2 separate regions of the Homo sapiens genome follow, and region 1 is linked to region 2. The links are chromatin loops, found by intact Hi-C in ENCODE. Cell type or tissue: Caco-2. All regions are shown on one strand. Each heading gives the region's core, and the rest is flanking DNA. Links, peaks and the distances in the headings are about the cores only.

Region 1 (7,000 bases), core at 1,575-5,574, 180 kb after region 2:
TTACTCGTGAATCCAATTAGAAATTATGCAGAGTTAAGAAAAGACACATTTAAATACTAAACAAAATTGTTTTCATAGCCTTTTAATATCTTTTCCTTCAAAGGAACTTATTTTTAGGCCTGGTTCGTAGTATTCAATATTATACACTTCCGTTAGTTTAGTTATTATTGATGTAGATATTTACATGAAAATACCAGCTTGATTGTTTGTGAAACCAGATTGTTAGTTTGTTACTTTTCATTCATTGTCTCAATCCGTAAAATATTGTGTTTAGCTGCAGTAGACAGATTTATGGATTCAGGTACACAGTGAGCAGATGAGACAGATGCATTCTAAATCAACCCAAATCCAATTTTTATTCAAATATTCTCTGAAATACAAACCTAATTTTTAGATCTTTTTTTTTTTGATAAGCAGTGCTGTGTTTTTTCTGGAGTATGAGATACATTCTATAATTTGAAATAGTGAAAAGTTTTATTTTCTAGACAGAAGAATAATATTCATAAAGGAGCTTTGTTATAGTGTAATAAACACTGATGGTCTCTTCTGGATTATTGACCTTGGTGTCATCATTTTTAATCACACTCTGTACTTTTATCCCTGTAGTTATTTTATTTGTCTTTACTTATTAAAAATAATTTTAGATATTAAAATTTGAATACAATTGTCTACCTAAAATTGGAGATTATTTAGTAATCTCCAACCTTTGGCATTGAATACTTCAATTATCATTAATAAGGACAATGTCAGATTCATTTCAAATTACATACTGTTATGAAATCTAAGATAATTTCTTAGGTAGCATGATAATTATTTCAATTATTATTATTTGTGAACTGGGTTTATTCACTTTTACAGACTTGTAGAATATATACTTCCATATCCCCAGCAGCTCACACTGTAAGTGTCTGAAGACAGAATCATAAATTTCAATTTGGTTCTTCTGCCTTTTAGTCCTCTATGTCTCTCAAGTGTTATGACACTCCACTTCCCCATCCCCGTAACTAAGGAACAAATATCTATAAAGTTTTCCACATCTCTTTGATTGGCAGATGAAGGGGGAAAACAGATCACAAATTTTGTTGCACACCGAGTCCCTGCTAAGGCACTAGAATTTCATGTCAACATGAAATCCTGGTCTATGCTTTTATCAGAAAATTGAGTGTGTTAGAAACTTGGAGGTCTACAGACTGTCATTTTTATCCTTTGAAAAAAGGCCAAACTCTCATCCAGCGAGTCCAGGTGAGCTTATACTAATTTCCCTGGATGTCATTTTAATTGTTTATTTGTATGATTTGTTTATTCAAAGAGACATAATTTTAAAATATTTTTATAGGTCTGAACACAGAGTGGCCATTGAATAAATACAGACTAATTAGACGGCCATTTGGAGCACGATTTTCTACCCTTTTTTTCTCCCAAATTTCTTATCAAAATTAAAACCTAATGAACAAATAGAACTTTAAATACAGAATGTGACAAACTGGAATGCAAACCCTCACATCTGTCTCTCTCAGATTTTATCAATTTGCGATCTTACTCTCTCCACGAGTCACACAGCAATCATCAGATAAAACAGATGGACCAGGCTTTCTGGAATAAGAAAACATGCTTTTGTATTGCCTCTACCGAATTTGTCTCAGCTGAACTCTATATCTTCGTTGTAGTTACTTGGAGGAAGGGCAAAATCAAGATTAGAAGCACAAACAGCTTGTTTTCTTCATATCTTAAGAGAAAGGGAGTATGAGAGAAGGTAATAGGAGAGACAGTAAGTGGGCAGTAACTTCCTTATTGAATAAGAAATTCAATAAGGAATAAATGTTTGCGAAAAAGTCAGCCCAATTTCAAAGAAGTGGTTGCTGATAATTGAGGCATTGTATAGTAGTGGCAAAGAATTTGGGTTCTGGCATTAATTGTACAGTTCAAATCCTAGATCTGCCTCTTGCTAGCATAACCTGTTTTCATTTCTGTAAAATAGGAATATGAATAACAATGATTATTTCATAGAGTGGCTGTGAGGGTTAACTGAATTTCATGTAGTTAACCCTCAATAAATGCTAGCTATTATTTTTCTGAAAAATCTCAAAGTTCTAATACGTCTAAGCTCATCGTATTGTTGTCATCATATTGTTGTAGTAATTGCCCTAGTTATAAGAGATATGAAGAAAAAAGTATGTATTCAAATTTACAAAGCCCATGAAAATCACTTTCTTGTAGTTCATTTCTATTTGAGGATAACCCCAGGATACTTCTTTCAGTCCAGACAGTCCTGTTCGCTCCAACCCAAACTCAACTCTAAATCTAAAACTTGTTTGAAAAAAATTTTTAAAGAGCTATCTACCTATCATAAGCTAATCTTAAAGGCTAAAGTGGGCTTCTTGATACTACTTATTTTGGAGGCTAGATCAATATCAGTAAGTTCCTTTATCAACAGGCCCCATACAGATTATTTTTTTTACTTAAAAATACTTGAACAATTGAAATGACTCTGTAAAACATTTAATTTAGTTTTATAAAATTGGTGGCAGCCTGGGCATGGTGGTTCACACCTGTAATCCCAGCACTTTGAGAGGCTGAGGCAGGTGGATCTTTTGAGCCCAGGAGTGTGAGACCAGCCTGGACAATATAATGTGCCCGCATCTCCATAAAAACTAAAAAATATAATAGTTGGGTGTGGTGGCACATGTGTGTTCTCCCAGCTACTCAGTGGGCTAAGGTGCAGGGGCGGGGATTGTTAAACCCAAGAGGTTGAGGCTGCTGTGAGCCATGATGATGCCACTGCACTCCAGCCTGGCAACAGAGCAAGATCTCTTCTAAAAAAAAAAAAAAAAAAATGGCATCATTGCATTGGATATGTTGCTATGTTGCTTCAGGAAGCACATCTGGCCAGAACATGCAACACTATAAAGTTTTTTTTTTCCTTAATCCCATTTCTTATTCGAAAATGGAATATACATGTCTAGAATTTTTTATAATGCTTTTTGTTGTGGCACCCAAGTACTTTCATTCATCAAATCAGTGGAAAGCTAAACTCTGTGGTGCTGAGTAGGGATAAATCTAATAAAAACAAAGCCATTCTGCCTTCTATAAATATTTTCACATGGAACATTATCATATCAAAACTGAACTCATTTTCACATGGAACATTATCATATCGAAACTGAAAAGTTTGTTTAGAAAACAAACTTTTAGGAATATTAAGAAGACTGTTATAAACATTTATTTGGTTAAGATTTGATTCTCATTTTTGTACGTTTAAAATGTATACTTGGGCCGGGCGTAGTGGGTCATGCCTGTAATCCCAGCACTTTGGGAGGCCGAGGCGGGTGGATCACCTGAGGTCAGGAGTTTGAGACCAGCCTGGCCAACATGGTGAAACTCCGTCTCTACTACAAATACAACAGTTATCTGGGCGTGGTGGCGCATGCCTGTAATCCCAGCTACTTGGGAGGCTGAGGCAGGAGAATCGCTTGATCCCAGGAGGCGGAGGTTGCAGTGAGCCGAGATTGCGCCACTACACTCCAGCCTGGGCAGCAAGAGCAAAACTCCATCTGGAAAAAAAAAAAAAAAAGAACTACACTTGGAAAGCTTAGAGATATCTAGTTACATACTTTATGATTGTGATTTCATTGCCAGTTTGTTATGCTGCAGATAAATTTTTTCAGAGCTCTCCATTTCAAAGTCAAAGGAAACTCTTCAGGTATGCCTCATCGTCAGGACTAGCACTAATCTTGCCAAATATTGACACTCTATTGGTATTGGGCAGTTTCATAGTTATGTTGCTTGGTTACAGTGTGCACTTTTAGCCACACACAGTGAAAACTGAAAGAACTGAGTGATGCAACAGCAATGAATTTTTGCAAAACTATTATTAATAGTAGGAAAACAACTTTAAATATTTTCCTCCTGATGATGTACTAGTAATTTTCTCTTGAAACATATAACTTTTCTTCGAAACTTAGAAACTTTTGTAGGAACAAAATTTTATCATCTATTTCTGTGAAATTATTCTATTGTAGACAACACACTTTGCTATTTCTAAAATAGTTTCACAGTGGTGGGCAATTAAAAGGTTGGGGGCTGGGAGCAGGAGAAACAGAAATACAAAAAAACAGTAGCTTAGCAAGGGCAGGAGGTAGTAGAGTGGGAAAGAATTTATCACGGACATTGCTTAGAATTGCTAGTGTACGGTGATATTAAAATGTAGGTTGCATATGCATAAGATATATTACTATATTTGAGTTCTGTACAGACAGTGTACCCCTCTACTGCCTGTACTGGTTACAGCTTCATTGCCCCACCCTTGATACATCACTAACCCACATTATGGGAAGGACTAGTGGAAAATAAATTTATGTTAATATAAAGAAAGAACTCTCTTCTGACCCCACAGAGGAGAGTGTTAGCATGAACCAGTAGAAAATGGCATGGGTTGCTCACGAAATTTGTCCTACAGCATGTAGAGTATTTGCTATGTGCAAGTACTTGAGAGTTTTATTTCTAACATTTAGAAGTCTCCTTCAATGTGGTTGTTACCTGTCTGTCATATGAGAAAACTAGGACCCAGAGATTTGATAGTTTTGCAAGGAGTCACAACTAGCTAGCTAGTGGTGATTCTGGGCTTCAAACTCCAGTCTATATGACTCAAGAGTTCACTGTCTTCCTACTAGGCAGGCATTACCTCTCTGGCACCTACCTCATTTTAAATGGGATTTTGATGGATAGTGCTTACAGTTTCGGTTTGGGGTTGGTTTTTTTTTTTTTTTTTTTTGTTAGCTTATTTTGATTATGTCACATATATTTTCTAACTATTGGTTAGAAAAGAGGTTGGCAATTTTGCATACCTTTTTGATAAGGTGTTCTTGAATTGCATGAAGATAAGCTAGCCTCCTTATGAAGTTGTATTTTGGAGTAGTAGTATTGTGTGAAAAAAATATAGAAATCAATCTTCAAAGTCTAGAGAAATTAGAAAGTTTTATTGATTTGTAAAAACTGAATTCAGTAAGGTTGAAGAATAAAGAGTTGAGGGATCATATCTCTTGTCTCCAGTTATTTTTTTTATTGTTACTTTTGACATTTCACTGATCCCCAGGAATCCAGAGTGCATGAAGGAAAGAAAGGATAGAAAATAAGGCAAAAGTCAAAGTTTACAATTACTTCATGCAGTAGAATTTTGTTTGAGGAAGTACCTAGATAACACCTAACAAGGTTAGATTATAAATTCATGGCTCAGTTTTGGGTTGAACAGATTGGTACCTTATTAGTGGGTGTGAAGGAAAGGAAATCTGACATGGGAGCATCAGATTCTTTGCAATAACCTGAACCTCTGGTAGACCCAGAAATTTGATAAGCATTATACAATCCAGTATTCAAAGAAGTATGCTCACGTTCTGAAAAACTAGTATCAATAATCATGATAATAATGAGTCATCTACTTAATGGGCCTTCTAAAGGACAGGTTCTTTTATGGTCCTCACAGCAACAATCAGGGAAGGTTTTATAATTATTTACAAGTGAGCTGCAGAAGATTGAATAGTTTTTTCAAGATCACGTGAATCATGAGTGAAAGTATTTATATCTGAATTTGCATTTGTGCATCTCACAACCTGCCCTCATTCTAGCAGATCTTACTTGGCAAGGTTAATTCACTGAGTAGTTCATGGGCATGGGATGCCAGAATTTTGAAGATGCAATAAAGTTTGGAATGAGGCATCTGTCTGCATTGTCATTCAGGTAGTTGAACCAATTTTAAGAAAAGCAAAAGGATAAGACAGAAAAGGGCTCAGGGTTTAGCCCATGGTGAGAGAAGGTCAAGAAGGGTTAGGTTGGATGACAATGTTTGAGGCAAGTGCACCAGGGCTTCAGGGCATGTTCCAGAACCAAAGTGTGAACTAGAATACATATTGGTAAATCAAGGCAGAAGCATAGTCCTGGTACCAATATAGAAAGAATGTGAGGAATATTATTGTTAGGTGGGCATCCCAACTACATTTTTGGGTTCTAGATACCAACAGCTAGTGGATGTGAATCTGTTTGTCAAGATTAATTTAAAGAGGAGTGGGAGAAATCCACTGTATAATTTACAAAGTTCAGTTTGTGCAACTGAACTAGATTTGAAATTGGGAAGAAAGGAAAACAAGCCTTCTGCACATCCCTATCACAGTTTTGTTAGTTCTCTGTAATTAATTCAAAATAACAGCTGTAGAAAACACATGTAAGATGGTATTACTCTCTGTATGTGTATATGTGTGTCTAGTTTTCTTTGATACTCACATATATACTTGCTTCCTGTGGATCTTTGCTGTGCTAGTAAATTATTCTCATCTTGACATCTGATTTCTCTGTCATTCACAGCTTTTGGAAAGATGGTAAAATAGGGGCATTTTCCAAGTTCATATTTTAGTAGTACTAGGACATATGTATTGGGAGATCTCCTAAGATGTTAGTACTAACTCATGCAATTTGGCAGGCATAACTTTTTATATTCTAAAATATAATGCTGCTAACTGGATTTTATGAAATCCTTCTGTCTTTTCTGCTTCTAAAACATAAAATGACAGCTAAAGTAACACTTCCTAAACAAAATGTTTCGAGGATTTAAATGTGATTGTTTTATGAATATTCTGTCAGGAGTAATCTTATATAAATTTGGATTTTTTTTTTACTTTGACACGATTGATTTTTTTTTTCCTCTAACATTAGGCTTCAAGCAATATTAGAGAATGAAAAAGGGTAATGACGTTACTGATTGAAATGTTGTTTGGTTTACTTTTATAACAAATTATGTATTAAAGTCTTCAAGAAACCTGTTTTATAGCTTGAGGTTATAGTATTGCTAGGAACTTTCTTTAAATTTTTTATCAGTTAATATTTTCTAAATACATAGAATATGACACTTGATTTAGTAAGTATGTATTATAATATGAATGGAAACTCTTAGGAATCATGGCATTGAACAAACTGATATTCACAGTAAATGTGCAGGTGAATTTTAGGTTAT
Region 2 (7,000 bases), core at 1,428-5,427:
ATTATAATAGATCATATCAACACTACTCTACCACAAAGGATATATTTCTCTGAGGATGCAAAACACAGAATGCTTTCCTGTTTTTCTGTTCCCTACTGGTGAGAGCTTTGAGTAGAGCAATTCATAGGAGTGGCATAAACTTTAACCATGTGATGTTTTATTTCCAGTATTGATTCTTATCTTTTTCTGATGCTGAGTTACCTAATGAAGATGTAGGAAATTAAGTAATGAGAAGACTATTTAGCTAGAAATCAGCAGGCAGGGTGAGATGAAAACTAAATACTGGAGAGAGGTGATAGTCTGGGCAAATGAAAAGTAAGAAAAGTTAATTGAAATGACTATGTGACATTCAAATTTACCAGTGGAATTGAGAATTGACCTCAGGCCCTACAATTTCAGTCCAGTGCTTTCTTAGCACTGGGGAAGTCACCGTTTAACTTGCTAGCTTTTCAGTAATACTTAATTCCAGAGTTTCCCTTCATGGCAAATTCATTCTTCAGAATTTCATGTAAATAAAATAACTACTTCGATATTAATATCAGTACATTATTCTGAGCTATATGAATTGTGGCATGAGTTTGTAAAAGTCAATTTTTTCTTACCTTGCTAATTAGCTTCATGCTCTCTATGTATGTAAAATAAGTAACAAGTGACACATTAATTTTATTAAGAACAATCTCAAATGTCAGAGAGTGTAATGAACCAGAGATATGATTATAATTGCCATAACTGGTTGAAACCAACATGTGTCTCTGCCTTAGCATAATAGTGGTTTTATAATCATTTTGAGAAATGTAATTGTTTCTCACTGTCTGCAGATCCTTCTTATTGCATCCATCTCCTATAACTCTGAGCATTCCTACAATCCTCTTTTATCTAAATGTACTCCTATAAAGGAGTACTCTTTTATCTAAATGTACTCCTATTTGTAGATTTTTTGGTAATTGAAAGTAACACAAACATTTTTCTTTAATGTCTTAAATAGGTTTTCATGTTTCCAAGCTATAAGTAAAGAATATGAGAGAGAGAGAGAGAGAGAGAGAGAGAGAGAGAGAGAGAGAGAGAGAGAGAGTGAGCTGGAGTGAGAGCAAGCACGTGAGACTAAGGGATACGTGGGAACTACACTAGAATAATAAATGTATTTGCTAAACCCATCTCAATTACCTACGATTTTAGATATAGCTTATTATCTGACTTATCTTGGTATCTCCACTCTCAAATTAATTATGGAAGCAGAGATATTAGAAAGTTGATTACAATTGATTTTTATGCCAGTGGTTTCATCCAAAGCCTCTTGTAGGCATTGGGGAAAGGAGGCGTAATCAATATCAAGTTACTAGTGAATTTCTCTCTTAATTGATAATTTAAATTAGTAAATTAAAAAAATTTTTTTGGGAAAAGTTTGAAGTATACTACCTAAAAGATGATTGATTTTTTAACTTAAGACATATCTTATAATGGCTTTATTTTCTTTGTTTCACTTAAATCACTGTGCCATTGGAATGTCATATATATGGCATCTTGCTTCCTTGTGGAACACTTCAGCAAAGAAACAGCATCTGTTTTGTTTCTGGAACTAGCTCTGTGAACTTTGACAATCATGCCACTTCACTGGATCTTAGATCCTATAGAAAGGTTGAGTCTCTGGTCAAGATGACCTATGATATTACTTGGAGGTTCATAATTTTATGATTGGAGAAGCAGGACCTTAAAATAAAATGGGGACATACTTCAGTTTAAGGAAATAATGTGATTGTCAAAGCCCATTGTAAACTAGTGGTGATAATTTATCTTTAATAAAACAAACAAAAAAGGCTATTTTACTTTCAAAATATTTATCTCAGAATGTCTTTAGATAGACAATTCCTCTAGTGTATTTAAAATGATATTGAAATATGAATTTTAATTTTAATCAGAACAATTGCAGATATAGAGTAAAAGTTATTTATTATCTTTGAGTTTTTTAAATAAAAGAAGGTTTGTGAAGAAAAAGTAATAGGGAAAGGAGTAGTATTGTTACTGCAAAGGGCTCCCGACCCAGACACCAAGAGAGGGTTCTTGGATCTCGTGAAAGAAAGAATTTAGGGTGAGTCTATACAGTAAAGTGAAAGCAAGTTTATTAAGAAAGTAAAGGAATAAAAGAAGGGCTAACCCATAGGCAGAGCAGCACCAGGGTGGCTGGTTGCCCATTTTTATGGTTATTTCTTGATTATATGCTAAACCAAGGGTGGATTATTCATGCCTCCCCTTTTTAGAACATAGAGGGTAACTTGCTCATGTTGCCATGGAATTTGTAAACTGTGATGGCGCTGGTGGGAGTGTAGCAGTGAGGATGACCAGAGGCCACTCTCATTGTCATATTGGTTTTGGTGGGCTTTGGTTAGCTTCATTATAGCAGTGTGTTTTATCAGCAAGGTCTTTATGACATGTATCTTGTGCTGAACTTCTATCTTATTCTGTGACTAAATGCCTTAACCTCCTGGGAATGCAGCCCAGCAGGTCTCAGCCTTATTTTACCCAGCCCCTATTCAAGATGGAGTTGCTCTGGTTCAAACACCTCTGACAGTGTTAACATATATTTAGAAAACCTTAATTTCCTCCAAACAGTTTAACTTTGTTGCCATATTACACTTGATTTTCTAGACATAGGCTCTTAAACCTTTGTGTGATCATGAGACTTTAAAAATGTAGGCTCTAATTCAAGTGTCTAAGGTTTTTTTTTTAAAGAACTATTATGTTAGATTATTTCTAACACCAACTACTTGCTATTTCAACGTCCTCATTTTCCTTAATATTCTCCCCAAGAGTTGTCAAGTTCTGCTGTTGCTGTTCTAGTTTTTTCTCTCAACAGAAATCTATAACAAACTGTATTCATGGAAATGAACAGTGTTTGATATGAATAGATATCGGTGCCTTTTCAGTAATTTACTTTTCTAATATGTTACTTTTAAAAAATCATTTAGGTCTCTTTGGCAACTAGAGAGTTTTTAGTAAAATTGTCAGATGGATTCAGTCTTGTGTGCTTCCTCTGATCAGTTGTCACTGAGTGTGGGCTACCTGGGCTTTCTGGAACAGTTGACTTTCAAAATGAAATAAGCCAACACTGTGAGTCATGTATGCTATTACTTCCCTACCATTATAATGCTTGACTTACTATATTTCATAAGCTTTATGAATGGTTTCGGTACTTTTAAAATCACCTTATCAGTCACCAAGACTTGTTTATTCCATTCTCCAAAGTGTCGGTCACCTCCTTTCCATTTCTGCTGTCTCCACTCTGGCTCAAGAAGTAATCATTTTTCCTCTTCTTCACACATGTAGTGAGCTTCACATGTTTAGTTAGCTTTGTAAACAAAGGTTGAATTGCATGATTTTTCTTTGCAGAAACTTCCACTGTTTCAGCGTGTCCCCTTTGTTTACAGAGTAAAGTCCAAGTATGCTAGCATGTGTTCAGAGTACTTACTCATCCTGCCCAGATTCCTTTCCCAGCCTTATCTCAGACATGGGCACCAGCCAAAGTGGACTAGGTGTTAATCCCCACGTTCCTTTGTGTCTTCCCTTTCTCCACCCTTGTTGACACTTTCCTACAGCCTGAGAAGCCTTTCCCCCATTTGTGGCTCTCCTTGCCTGGTTGTCAAGATTTACCTCACTCAGTGCAATTTGTGATATTTTACTAGATTCTTGAAATTGGAATTAATTGTTGCTTCCTTGGAGTTCCCAGACAACATTTCTTGTACATTCTTTTTGTTTTATTTTGACTTAAAATTTTTTAGGTTTTTGCACGCCTGTCTCCCCAACCAAGTTTAAAAATATCTATTTGTTTTATCATTGATTATTACAAAACCAGACTTTGTGCTTTGCACATGAAAGGTTTTCAATAAATGTTTGCCACTTGATAGATTGGAAGAATGAATGTGGACATCTATGAATTTGAATATGTTTATACATTATATGTTTATACCCTTAAAAATATTAGTTTATATTGGCTGGTTGTGGTGGCTCACGCCTGTAATCCCAGCACTTTGGGAGGCCGAGGCGGACGGATCACATGAGGTTGGGGGTTTGAGACCAGCCTGACCAACATGGAGGAACCCTGTCTCTACTAAAAATACAAAATTAGCCCGGCATGGTGGCGCCTGCCTGTAATACCAGCTACTAGGGAGGCTGAGGCAGGAGAATTGCTTGAACCTGGGAAGTGGAGGTTGTGGTGAGCCGAGATCGTGCCATTGCATTCCAGCCTGGGCAACAAAAGTGAAAACTCCGTCTCAAAAAAAAAAAAAATTAGTTTATACACTTAGTGAGAACACTGAAATGCCTGCCTGATTTTGCTATTCAGTAAAGATATAATTATTTAATCTTTGTTTATATAACGTTCTACAAAGTTTTATTTGTGAAGAAATGAGAAACAAATAAATTTAAATTAAAACACATTGTCCTCAAGCAGAGCAAAGCTAATTTTAGAGGTGGCCACAGTACATTCTAAATATTGACGGATAATTTGGCCAGGCGCAGTGGCTCATGCCTATAATCGCAGCACTTTGCGAGGCTGAGGTGGGTGGATTATTTGAGGTTGGGAGGTTGAAATCAGCCTGGACAACAGGGTAAAACCCCATCTCTACTAAAAAATACAAAAATTTGTCAGGTATGGTGGTGGGTGCCCATAATCCCAGCTACTTGGGAGGGCGAGGAGGCAGGAGATTCTCTTCAACCCAGGAGGCAGTGGTTGCAGTGAGCCGAAACTATGCCACTGCACTCTGGGTTGGGTGACAGAGTGAGACTCTTTCTCTCTCTCTCAAAAAAAATATTTTATATATATACATATATATATATGTATATATATAAATAAAAATGTTGACAGATAATTCGCTTAATCTGGGCATGAATACTACCCAAAAAAAGGAGACAATTTGCATGTGTGATATCCTATATAAAATACCTAAGTAGAAAAATAAGTGAACATATCTTTTACTCAAGGAAGACTTTTGTCTTGGGGAAAAATATGTCTTAAAGTACTTGGTGAACTAATAAAGTGCAGCAGCACGTGATGGTTTCACTTGGGTATAATTTAGGGTAAGAAGAGCTGTTTGGTGGCCTGGCCACTTGAGGAAGCAAAAATTTGCTTATATGCTAATGTACTTCTTCCAGACTCTGTATTTTTTTTTATCACCAATTTAAATTTTGTGCCACACAATGTAAAATAAAATTTTAGAAAAGTCAAAATCCAACTAAAGAAAAGTGTCAAGGATGAGAAGATGGAAAACAATGCTTTCTATAAAAAAAGGAAAAGACAGAACTTGTTTACACATGTTCAAGTTAAAAATGAGGAAGTTTACTTAAGTCAAGTCACTATCCATAAATCATGTCTTTCCTACACTTGTCTGGCTATAAAGTTTCCTTGGATGGCCTAAGTAATTTCCTAAGTGCTTGTAACAGCTGAAGTATCTAAGTGCTCAGTTGATTATATTTAGCCTAAAATGTTGTCATCCCTGATTACATCAAGTCTTTCCAGAGAAACAGACCTCATTAGTGGCTATAGCTATAAAATTAGGAAAAAAAAAGAAAATTATAAAGCCACTTTGTTTCAATGAGGTCAATAAATGGTAATACAAGGTGAAGATGATGATGATTGATGAACAATTTCCAGCACATATATAAAATGCTGTGATTTAAAAAATGCAACTGTTGTGTGGTTGTGTCATTTTCATTTTGGCAGCATGGTCTAAACCAGCTATTGTCAACAAGAGGCACCATCAAAATTGCTTCAGAGGTTTTGCGAACTACTTATGGGCACTCCTGAAAATTCTAGGTTGCTTTCCTACAAGGGACTAAGTCCTCCCCATCATTTTCTCTATGCCCCCAATACCCCAGTAAAACTTCTGTCAGTTGAGCCTCAGGCCTCATCCTCCCATTCCTTCTACTTCCGTATCGTCTCTTTAACATGGCTGACCATTCTGCTAACTAGGTCCAGGCCAGTCTGACCCATGCAAAGACTATGCACAAGTTCCTTGACTCTTCCAACCTCACAATCTCTGGCCAACCTTCTCCTCCTCGCCAGGAATCCTGTACTTTGAGCTGGTAGAGTTGTACTCAAAAAGGGCAAATGACATCATACTATTACTCCCTTGTTTAAGACCCTCTAGTTGCCTGTATAATGAGTCATCAGGATCTTCCAAACCCTGACTTAAATTTTCAGCCTCATCTCTTTCTCTCTATGTCCCACCACCCTCCCCTTCTCCACTTTTGCCTCTAAACTCTTTCCTAAACTCTAAGTCACTTCAGACACCTGTGTTTCCTGAGAAAACCATGATGTTCACACTGTGGTTCTCTCTGGTAGGAACAGTTTGGCCTCACGTTGTTATCTCACCTGATGGACTCTGCCGATAGTTCAAGCATCACTCATACTATGAAGACTTTTCCTGATCCTTCAGATTGACTTGCCCACCCCTCCCTTTCTCTAATTTGTAATGAATTTATTATACATATTCCACATTTCACTGCACATATTTGTTTATAAATCTGTCTCCTTAATGGAATATAAATAATCTAGGGCCTGGAGCCCAATGTGTTCATATCATGGTCTCCAACACTAAATCCTTTATCTGGCACTTAATAACCTAGTGCTGGTTGAATCAACATTTGAATGAGTGTCAGACAGCTATTAAACTGTAAATTCTCATAGGATAAGAATCATGTCTTATTCAGCTTTGCATCCCACTTAGCTTCTAGTCCAGTGTATTGCATATAGAAAGTGCTTGATAATTATTTATTCAATATATAGTTGAAGAAAGGAACGTTAGTAGAAGAAAGGCACATCACATATGAACAGGAACCATGGCTGGAAGGCCTGAAGGCCAGAAAGAGTATAGTATTAATTGAGTTGAAAAAAAATCAATTGTAAAAAGGCAGGATGAAGGAGACATAGCGAAGCAATTGCCTATGCCTGTTTCATTCAGTGGTTTTTTTAGGACTTGTAGAACTGTAGGTAGGATGGGCTGCTACT

What was found. A loop is a pair of places that touch in the nucleus more often than their neighbours do. Peaks named below come from ENCODE experiments on the same cell type or tissue, not always from the same donor. Only the 100,000 strongest peaks of a DNase experiment are listed, where the experiment ranks them.
Region 1: a loop joins it to region 2, with 10 times the contacts of the local background. A loop is called at or near these places in 1 of 110 quality-filtered maps.

Annotation. Positions count from the first base shown.
Region 1 is chr12:38,708,040-38,715,039 of GRCh38, reverse strand. All of the region lies in intron 13 of CPNE8 (copine 8), which reads left to right. Among named protein-coding and RNA genes, the nearest start is that of CPNE8, 190 kb to the left of the region's middle. In Caco-2, for the core only: no CTCF peak of the experiment used is centred there; no DNase peak of the experiment used is centred there.
Region 2 is chr12:38,888,731-38,895,730 of GRCh38, reverse strand. The region is part of intron 1 of CPNE8 (copine 8); the gene reads left to right. Among named protein-coding and RNA genes, the nearest start is that of CPNE8, 13 kb to the left of the region's middle. RefSeq lists a silencer at 3,073-3,152. In Caco-2, for the core only: no CTCF peak of the experiment used is centred there; a DNase peak (open chromatin) is centred at 3,500.